Linked DNA regions of Homo sapiens: region 1 is linked to region 2. A link is a contact called in ENCODE Hi-C data. All regions are on one chromosome and are shown on one strand. The core of a region is the stretch at or near the end of the contact, and the rest is flanking DNA. Distances in the headings are between cores, read along the strand shown.

The links. Hi-C counts contacts between places; a loop is a spot of excess contacts on that map. Pooled maps may share reads with other maps.
Region 1: a map with no recorded cell type shows a loop between it and region 2 (7-fold over the local background). The contact joins the promoter of GBX2-AS1 here to the promoter of SH3BP4 in region 2. A Hi-C loop is called at or near these places in 3 of 37 single-sample maps with no recorded cell type and 7 of 50 pooled maps.

Annotation. Positions count from the first base shown.
Region 1 is chr2:236,165,894-236,170,351 of GRCh38, reverse strand. It overlaps GBX2-AS1 (GBX2 and ASB18 antisense RNA 1), which reads right to left and starts at 2,910. Exons shown (of 2, transcript NR_186035.1): 1 at 2,683-2,910. It overlaps GBX2 (gastrulation brain homeobox 2), which reads left to right and starts at 1,966. Exons shown (of 2, transcript NM_001485.4): 1 at 1,966-2,903; 2 at 3,915-4,458. The coding sequence starts at 2,381. The coding sequence ends at 4,438. It overlaps LOC124906126 (a long non-coding RNA gene), which reads right to left and starts at 1,326. Exons shown (of 2, transcript XR_007088136.1): 1 at 968-1,326; 2 at 556-823. RefSeq lists an enhancer at 2,835-3,787.
Region 2 is chr2:234,950,657-234,955,058 of GRCh38, reverse strand. SH3BP4 (SH3 domain binding protein 4) reads right to left here and starts at 3,042. Exons shown (of 6, transcript NM_014521.3): 1 at 2,889-3,042. LOC105373938 (a long non-coding RNA gene) reads right to left here. Exons shown (of 7, transcript XR_007088132.1): 6 at 3,708-4,402; 7 at 3,260-3,620. RefSeq lists an enhancer at 1,940-2,589.

The DNA.
Region 1 (4,458 bases), core at 1,661-4,160, 1.2 Mb before region 2:
TATGCTCATAAAGATATCAGCCTTTTGCCCTGGGCTTCGATTTTTTTTTTCTTTTTCTTCTTTTCTGGGAGTGAAGAAGGAGGGATAGAGCCTGGAGATCCCACAGACACCTCCTTCTCCATGGATCCCAAAGGGAATTCATTTCCCCTCACACTGCCTAAGCCACCTCGGGGTCTGGGCGTGAAGTCAGGGGAGGCAATCCAGGCAGCGTCCTAATGAATTCCTTTCAAACCGCCTGCTGCCGGAGCGATCTATTACTGCGGCCTGGAGTGGGGAAACGCGATCGAGACGTCTTTGTCCGGGTGGTGGTAGGGAGGGAGGAGGCGAGGAGGAGGAGAGGGCTGGCGGCGGACCAGCGAGTTTTCCCAGCGTCCCGGGGCGCCAAGGACACACCCTCCCCTCTTTCCTCCAGGTCTGCTGGGTGGGCAGTGGGTCTCCGGCGGGACTCCTGGCAGAGGAGCTGATCTGGGATTAAGACGTCCCCCGGGGGGCCTTGGGGCTAGAGCGAGAGAAAGAGGAAGAACGCGAAAAAAGAGCTTCAAAGAATCGGGTCGATAAATTCATAAAGATCGATTTATCTTTATCTCCCAATTAAATGTGCTTGTAAGTGATACATAACACACGTCCAACACGGGCCAACTCCCCAACCACTAGCTCCTCGGCGTGAGCTGATTTTTAATGACCGAACTAACAATGCCCTTCTTTCCTTCTCCCCAACCCGGTGCTGTTGGCGGTTCAGGGCTGACGTCTAGACCCGGGAAGTTGAAGCCCGGGCCTTGGAGACTCGAGGAAGCCCCGCTCGCGCTGGTGCGCTCTGCACGGTCTGCCGTTGTCAAGAAGTGATTCCATTTTTAAAGGGAAGACAAGAGCTGAAAGTTTTTTGTTTGAAAATGGAAGAGGGGATAAGTACGTCCCTAGTTTCCCTCCACCCCAAAATTCCCTTACTTTCAAATTTGGGGGTCTTTACCGTTGTCGAGAACAGGGGAAACATCCTGAGGGGATCGGCTCCATCCTGCAGTTAGCAAAGAGGAACCGCGCGCCCTCGAGTCCTCGCGCTGGAAACCGGGCGGCGGCGCCAGGGTGAGCACTCCTTGCGTTCGCAACGTGCTTAATTAGCGCCTATTTACAAAACGCAGCTTTTATTTGAGCAAACATCATAAAGCTTTCATCAGGATAATCTCACGTTATACAATCTGGAGGCACAGCAACTCCCCCCTTCCTCCCCGAGGATGGAGCAGATAAAGGACTCTCTTTATTATCATAATTATCGTGGTTGTTATTTTGGTGCGCGCTGGCAAAGTGTGTAAATAGGTGCGATGATTAAGAATGTCATGAAAAATGAGAGACGGGATCGCTCACGGGAGGGCCCAGCCCGGGATGGGGGAAGCAGCAGCCTCCCCGCCCCACCCGGTGCGCGGACCTACAGCGAGCAACCCGGCGGGTTTCTGGCGGCGGGCAGGCGCTGCCAGCTCCCAGCCTTCGCCCCGGGGGTGGCTCCGGAGGGGCAGGACCCTGCCCCCAACTCCAGGACCCTCGCCCGGACCCCAGGCGCAGCCGGAGCACCCAGCGCTGGAGTGAGCCGCAGGCAGGTTGGTTCCATGGCAAATACAGTAAAAGAAATAAAGCGCCCCCGGCCCAGCCGTGGGGGTGCGGGCCCCGGAGGCTACCCTTCGAGGTGGCCTCGACAAGGCTGCAGGGCCCCAAGGTCCGAGCCTTGGAGGTGCCATCCGCCCGTCTCAAGTTTGCGCGGCACGGGCTAGGCATGCAGGCTCCGGCTCCCCGGCCCGCGCGCTCCGACGGTGGCGCCCGCAGCCCGCTCGAGGCCAGCTTGGGTGGAAAGGGCGGGGCCCCGCTTTCGCCCCACCCCCGCCCCGCTCAGCCAATGGCCAGAGGCGCCCAGCCCCACGTGAGGCGAGCCGGGCCAGGCGGCAGGCAAAATGTGAATGAGAAAGAGGAGCGCGATTTAAAGGTGCTGGCTGCGCCCGCCGGAGATAAGTACGCCGGCTTCGCGCGCTCCCCAGCGGCCCGCGGGAGGCGACGGACGGCGGGACGGACGGACGGACGGCAGCTTACCGGGGCCGAGGGCCAAACCCGCGAAGCGCGCGGGCTCCGACGGGCAAGCGGCGGACGGGGGCTCCGGCGAGCCCTCGGGGCCCGGGCGCCCTCTCCACTCCGGGGCGCACGGCCTCACCCCGCACACCCCCTGCACCCGCCCGGCATGCAGCGGGCCCAGGACTGAGGGGCGGAGGCGTCTGCTCTCCGGGTCCCGCTCGGCCCCTGCCCGGCGCTCCCGGCGGTGCTCCCGGCGTCCGGCGGGCTTCCCGGCGGCGGCGCGGCGCGGGGACTTTTCGCCTCTCGCTGGCCTCTACCGAGCGCGTCTATGAGCGCAGCGTTCCCGCCGTCGCTGATGATGATGCAGCGCCCGCTGGGGAGTAGCACCGCCTTCAGCATAGACTCGCTGATCGGCAGCCCGCCGCAGCCCAGCCCCGGCCATTTCGTCTACACCGGCTACCCCATGTTCATGCCCTACCGGCCGGTAGTGCTGCCGCCGCCGCCGCCGCCGCCGCCCGCGCTGCCCCAGGCCGCGCTGCAGCCAGCGCTGCCGCCCGCACACCCTCACCACCAGATCCCCAGCCTGCCCACAGGCTTCTGCTCCAGCCTGGCGCAGGGCATGGCGCTCACCTCTACGCTCATGGCCACGCTCCCCGGCGGCTTCTCCGCGTCGCCCCAGCACCAGGAGGCGGCAGCGGCCCGCAAGTTCGCGCCGCAGCCGCTGCCCGGCGGCGGTAACTTCGACAAGGCGGAGGCGCTGCAGGCTGACGCGGAGGACGGCAAAGGCTTCCTGGCCAAAGAGGGCTCGCTGCTCGCCTTCTCCGCGGCCGAGACGGTGCAGGCTTCGCTCGGTGAGTCGGCGGCGCGCGCAGCCGGGACGAGGGGGCGGGAGGAGGCGGGGGCGGGCCAGCGCCGGGTTCCCGCGGGAGACCAAGGGGGCGAGGCCGCGCCCCCGCTCGACCCCCGCGGGAGGAGCTGGAGGATGAGGCCCGGCTGTGCCGCTGGGCCTCCGGGGGACATTCAGAGCCACCCAACAAGCGGGGTCTCGGGAGGGGGGGCGTTTAGCGCCCGGCGACCAGCTGCTGCCCTGGGCCACATATCTATCTGACGATGCGTTTGGCCGAGGCCGCCTCTGCCGCTCCGCGGTGACCTGGGGTTCCGGGTAGGTTGCAGCCTCTAGGGGAGACGGGTTGGGCTGCGCGTCTCAGCCGTGCGTGTGCCCAGGGGCGCCCAGACTTTTTAAACCCCTTCGCTGGTCTTGCTACTTGTCTGGGAGAAACGGACTGCTGGGAGGCTGTGCCTGTGTGTTTGTGTTGGGGGTGTCTGGTGGGAACTTATAAGGCCACAAAACATCCCTTTGACCAACGTTGTCTGTCTCAAAAAAGATGGTCTGGGATCTGCACGTCCCTACGCCTCCACTCCGGTTAGGAAGCAATTGAGGTTCACTACATTTTCATGGTGGCGGTGGGGGGAGGATGAATCGTGAATCCCCCCATCAGTCCTCAACCAGTCCCCACCCCAGGGACAAAGCGGGCAATCTCTTGGGCCTCGCGCCTCCTGCTACTTCTCCTGACGCTGCCGAGGCTGGGAGGGTGCGGGGGAGGCATGGCGGCCCTTTGAGTGATGGTTCTGGGCAAAGGGCCGTCGCCTGTACTGCCTCCTCTCCTTTGAGCTTTCTCACGCTCCCCCCACCCCTCCTCTACCCCTCAAAGGCCAGGAAATCACAATGTGTTAATGTCATAGAAAGACAATCCGCTAAAGGGTGGGGGGCGGGGGGCGCGGAATGTCCAAATGACGGTGGGAAGGAGAAAGGAAGGCCAGTGTGCGAAATGTAATAAAATGCCGTTTGGTTTTGCTTTCAGTCGGGGCTGTCCGAGGGCAAGGGAAAGACGAGTCAAAGGTGGAAGACGACCCGAAGGGCAAGGAGGAGAGCTTCTCGCTGGAGAGCGATGTGGACTACAGCTCGGATGACAATCTGACTGGCCAGGCAGCTCACAAGGAGGAAGACCCGGGCCACGCGCTGGAGGAGACCCCGCCGAGCAGCGGCGCCGCGGGCAGCACCACGTCTACGGGCAAGAACCGGCGGCGGCGGACTGCCTTCACCAGCGAGCAGCTGCTGGAGCTAGAGAAGGAGTTCCACTGCAAAAAGTACCTCTCCTTGACCGAGCGCTCGCAGATCGCCCACGCCCTCAAACTCAGCGAGGTGCAGGTGAAAATCTGGTTCCAGAACCGACGGGCCAAGTGGAAACGGGTGAAGGCAGGCAATGCCAATTCCAAGACAGGGGAGCCCTCCCGGAACCCTAAGATCGTCGTCCCCATCCCTGTCCACGTCAGCAGGTTCGCTATCAGAAGTCAGCATCAGCAGCTAGAACAGGCCCGGCCCTGAGGGTCCAGAAGGGCCAGGGC
Region 2 (4,402 bases), core at 1,793-4,292:
CAGCCCAATTTAGGTGTGCAATTTGAAAATAATAAAGCTAAGGGAAATCCACATGGCTGGCCAGTTGTAAACAGCAGCTCCTACTCGGTCAAAACAAGGCTGGTACCTGAAACGAGGCTGGAACTGGGAGGTCTGCCTGGAGCCAGGGTCCAGGGACGAGGTCTGCCAGGGCCGCACTCTGGAGCTCTCAACCTTGTTTGGGTCAAGGGCTCTGTAAGAAGCTCCCCAGGAAAAGAAAGCACACACACCTCCCACGCAATTTCAGGGGAGCCAGGGGCTCTTAACTGGCCAGGATCCCAGGATTTAAAACCAGGAACACCTCCCAGGATTCAAGGGCGTAAACCACATTCACCATTCGCATATCTTATGATCAGACTAGAATCCAGCATTAGAATAAGAAGAAAGTCTATTCAAGCAGCCCAGAGGGAAATAATTCCAGGCTGCCGGATTAGCAAACAAGAGCAAGGGAGAAAAGCCAGGAAGGTCCTCCCTCCACAGAGAAAAGTAAGAGCACAATACATGAACAGACAAGGCACCCGGTGAAGGATACTTTATCAGCATTTTTTTCAGCCCACTTTCTGGGTCTTTCCAAAACCCCCTCTTGAGCTGTGATCTGCAACTAGACAGACCCTGATCAGATCCACGTGCTGGTGGAAAGGACAATTTAAAAAATGAAACTATCAAACGACAGACGGTTACAGAAAGAGGATCTTCTACCCTGATTACTTTGTTGTTGTGGGGGTGGCATGGGTGCTTGGGGACAAAAGGCATGCTGTGAAGTACCTCTCCCCACCTGGGCCTTTGGTACCCAGAATTAACAAATGGCATGGGTTCTTATTTATTGTTTTATAAGATCACTAAAATGTAGTCTTGGGACAACAGGAAAAAAATAATAATAAAGCTCACAGAAGTGTCCTGGGCTTCTCCGCAGCCGGTCATTGTTCATTTAGTAAACAAGTGAGCCATACAAATCTCTAGGAAGCCAGGTTTGTTCAGTTTATGCGTCCTCCCAGAACTAACTGTTCTTTTGGATAAGCACGGCCCGGGCATTCCACAGACCCACAAACATCAGGCAGTGGGCAATCTGGGGTCCCGCCTAAATATCACTGCCCCCTTACTTTAAGAAATCCGCCTACAAGCAGAAAGCAGAGGTGGAGGAGGGGGATTGGAGAGCGCTGCCTCTTCCCAAGCTTCCCACTCTGAGGGATTTGGCCGAGTCCCGAGGGCACTGAGCAAGGAACCAGGAATATTGTCCTCAGGGCTCCACTGGACATTCCTGGAGTCTGTTTCCTGGGCAGGACGGCCAGGTGAGAGGCAGCCTATTACACTGCATGACCACTGCAATGAGGAACAGTAGAATGTTCCCCAGCGCCTTAAAGTACAGCCGCTGTCCATCCACGGATGTCAAAACGCTCTGCAAACCACCCATTAATTTTTATGGTGGCTTGAGAAGCAGATTGAGAATCATTACCTTCATTTTTACAAGGCAAGGAACCAAAACCACAGAGGGCGGTGAGGATCCAGGCCTCTCCCATCATTTCATCTGGGCCACGGATCTCAAGGAAAGCCCCCAGCCCACTGGGAAGGGGACTCGTGGCCAGCAGAGATTCTGCCCGGGTAGGGAGCAAGGAAAAAACCCAAACTTTGGAGCTCAGAGACGGTCACAAGGGTGAGAAGGGGCGGCTGCATTCAGGGATTCTCTGGTTTAGGCAAGAATGGCTCCAGTTCTAACTTAATGTTCAAATCTGCCAGGCTGTGACAAGGCTGGTAAAAAATGTGGGATTGGGGATGGTTTCCTGTTTGCTGTTTATATTTCTCTTTATCTCTAGCTTTCTGTCCTGAGCATACATTGTTTCTGTAATCAGAACAAAAGTTATGCGAACTTTATTATTATCACGGATAAATTCTATAGTTCCAATCTGCCTACTAACTTGGAAAGAATAAGCAGGAATACAATCTCGCACAGTGTTCTTTTTCAGATCTCATCGATCCATCAGGCTCCACGACCCTCTGCTCGCTGAGTCCGGCGGCTCTCCCGCGGCTCCTCCCGCGCGGCATCTCTGGGCGCCCGACACCCGGTCAGGGCCAGCTGGGCCTGTCCCCAACCCCCGTCTACACCGCAGGCCCCGGGCTAGGAGCCGCGGGACCCAGGGTTGGGGTCCCAACTGACACCCGCCCGTGCCGCGGAGCGGGCTTCTCGGTAAACATCGCTCAGAGAACAACGCGCCTCTATCCCAGCCGGTCCCCGCCCGCGGGCCGCCGGCGCTGTCACCTCGCGGCTGCTCGGTCACCCGATCGCCAAGCCAGAAACCGGAGTTTTCAATTTCATCCTCACAGGAGGGATCTCCGAAGAAGTTGAAATATGCATTGTCACCAACAAGTTTAACCGGAGACCGCGCGTCCTTCCCTCCTCCCCAGCGCCGCTCGAGGGGGGCGCCCCGACCCCTCCACGCCCTCCCGTGGCCCCCACGGCCCCCGTGAGCCGAGCGCGCCCCCCGATTTGCGCCCGAGGACGCGTCCGGTTGCCCAGGGAGGCCACCCCGCAGGGCCGCCCGCCGGGAAGTGGCCAGAGCCGGGGTTGGGGGGCGGCCCGAGCGCACGCGGAGGGCTGCGGCTCGGCGCCCGGAACCCCGGGCCGGGTCCCTGCCCACCAGCACCAGGGAGACCCGAGCGCCCGGGGGAGCGGCGAGGGGCGCGCGAGGCTTCCCCGAAGCCGCCCCACGCCCAGGCACCCGCGCAGCCCCGAACTCAGGCGGCGGTGGCACGATCGGCGCCCGCGGCACGATCTGCGCCCGCAAGGGAGTGCAAAGCCCCCGAGCACGACCCCGCGCCCCCGCCGGCCCCCAGGGCCCTGCCGCCCGAGGCGCTCCCCGCCGCCGCCTGCCTACCTGGCTCGCATGGCGTCCCCGCCGGCTCCTGAGGCTCCGCTCGTCGGCCAGCGGCTCGGCCCAGCCGGGGGCGCGCGCGGCTCCGCGGGACTCACGGCGGCGGCGGCGGCGGTAGTGGCGAGGGGCCCGGACCGCCGAGAGTGCCGGGCGCGCTGGGCCCCCGCCTCGGCGGGCGGAGGGTGGTCCCGCGCCTGGGCGGGGGCGGGGGCGGGGGCGGGGGCGGGGGCGCGGGGGGCGGGGCCAGGACCGGAGCTGAGGCCGCGGAGGGGGTGGTCCCGCGCCGGGGCGGGGCTTCGGGAGAGGGGCGGGGCGGGGCGCGGCCGTCTGAGGCTGGCGAGCGTGGGGCGGGCTGGGGGTGGTGCCGCGGCTCCGGGTCCAGGCGGGTATCCAGTCTGGGCGCCTCCTCTTCTTCCTCCGCCCGGAGCCGGCCAGGGTAGCGGGGCCTTGGCCGCCCGGCATCCTCGGGTCTGGGTCCCCGGTACCGAGCAGGTCTGGGTGCTGGCCCGCGCTCCTGTGCCCCCCCGCACCCCCATCTCCCACCCCTTCTCCGGGAACCCCTAGCGAGGACCCCTGGGGCGGTGCGGTCCCCCCGCGAGCGGGCGTGGGCGAGGGTCGCGCCGCGTTCGGAGACGCTTTACTACACCTTGGCTGAGGACAGTGGAGGGAAGGCAGGCGCGAGGCTGCGGGGGCCGGAGCGAAAGTTACAAACTAACAACAGGGAAGGCAGTCCGGCTGAAAATCATAAAAGGAGGAGAGTTTCCTGCGAAGCGGAATGCAGATTGAAGGGCTCTGGTCGGAATCGTTTACACTTTGTCTGACCTGGGCGCCTCTGGGCCCCCGGCGCGTAAAACAGGCCTGGCACGTAGTAGGCGCTCCATCAATGCCCAGTGAGTGAACGCACCACTTAACTATGTGGCCAGCAACGTCTATGGACCGACACATCTAATCCTAAAAAAAAAAAAAAATCCCAATTTTGGCTAGTCCATTTCACACGAGTAAACTAGAGCTCGGAGGGTTGGTTCGCCACAGAGGAGAAGGGTAGAACCAGAATCTGAACCGAGGCCGACTCCAGAGGCTGGGGTCTAACCACTGCGCCACTGCCTGGGGCCCTCGGGACTGCGCCCACCCCCACCCCGGGAACCCGGAGCCCAGGAGAAAGCGCGGGTCTTTGCCGGGGAAGAAGCCAACATTTGTTGCTCCTGGTCCTGAGCGAGACACACACAGTCAGTCCTCACCATTAACCCCGAGGCAGATATTGTTATTGTCCCCGTTTTTATAGGTGGCTTGAGACGTGCAGCACTATGTTATGATCGCATGGGGCGTGCCAGAGTCTGAATTCAAACCGGGTATGTTCAGACTCCCGAGCCCCTGCGGCTGCCCCTAAGGCCTGCCGCTCCTGCCGTCTGGGAGACCTTCCTTTCCCTAAGGAATCTGGTTTTCTGCCACTCCATTTGAAGTCTGTGTTGAAGTTTCAGGAGACACAGGTGGACAGAGGCACCGACCTAGGGCTCGGG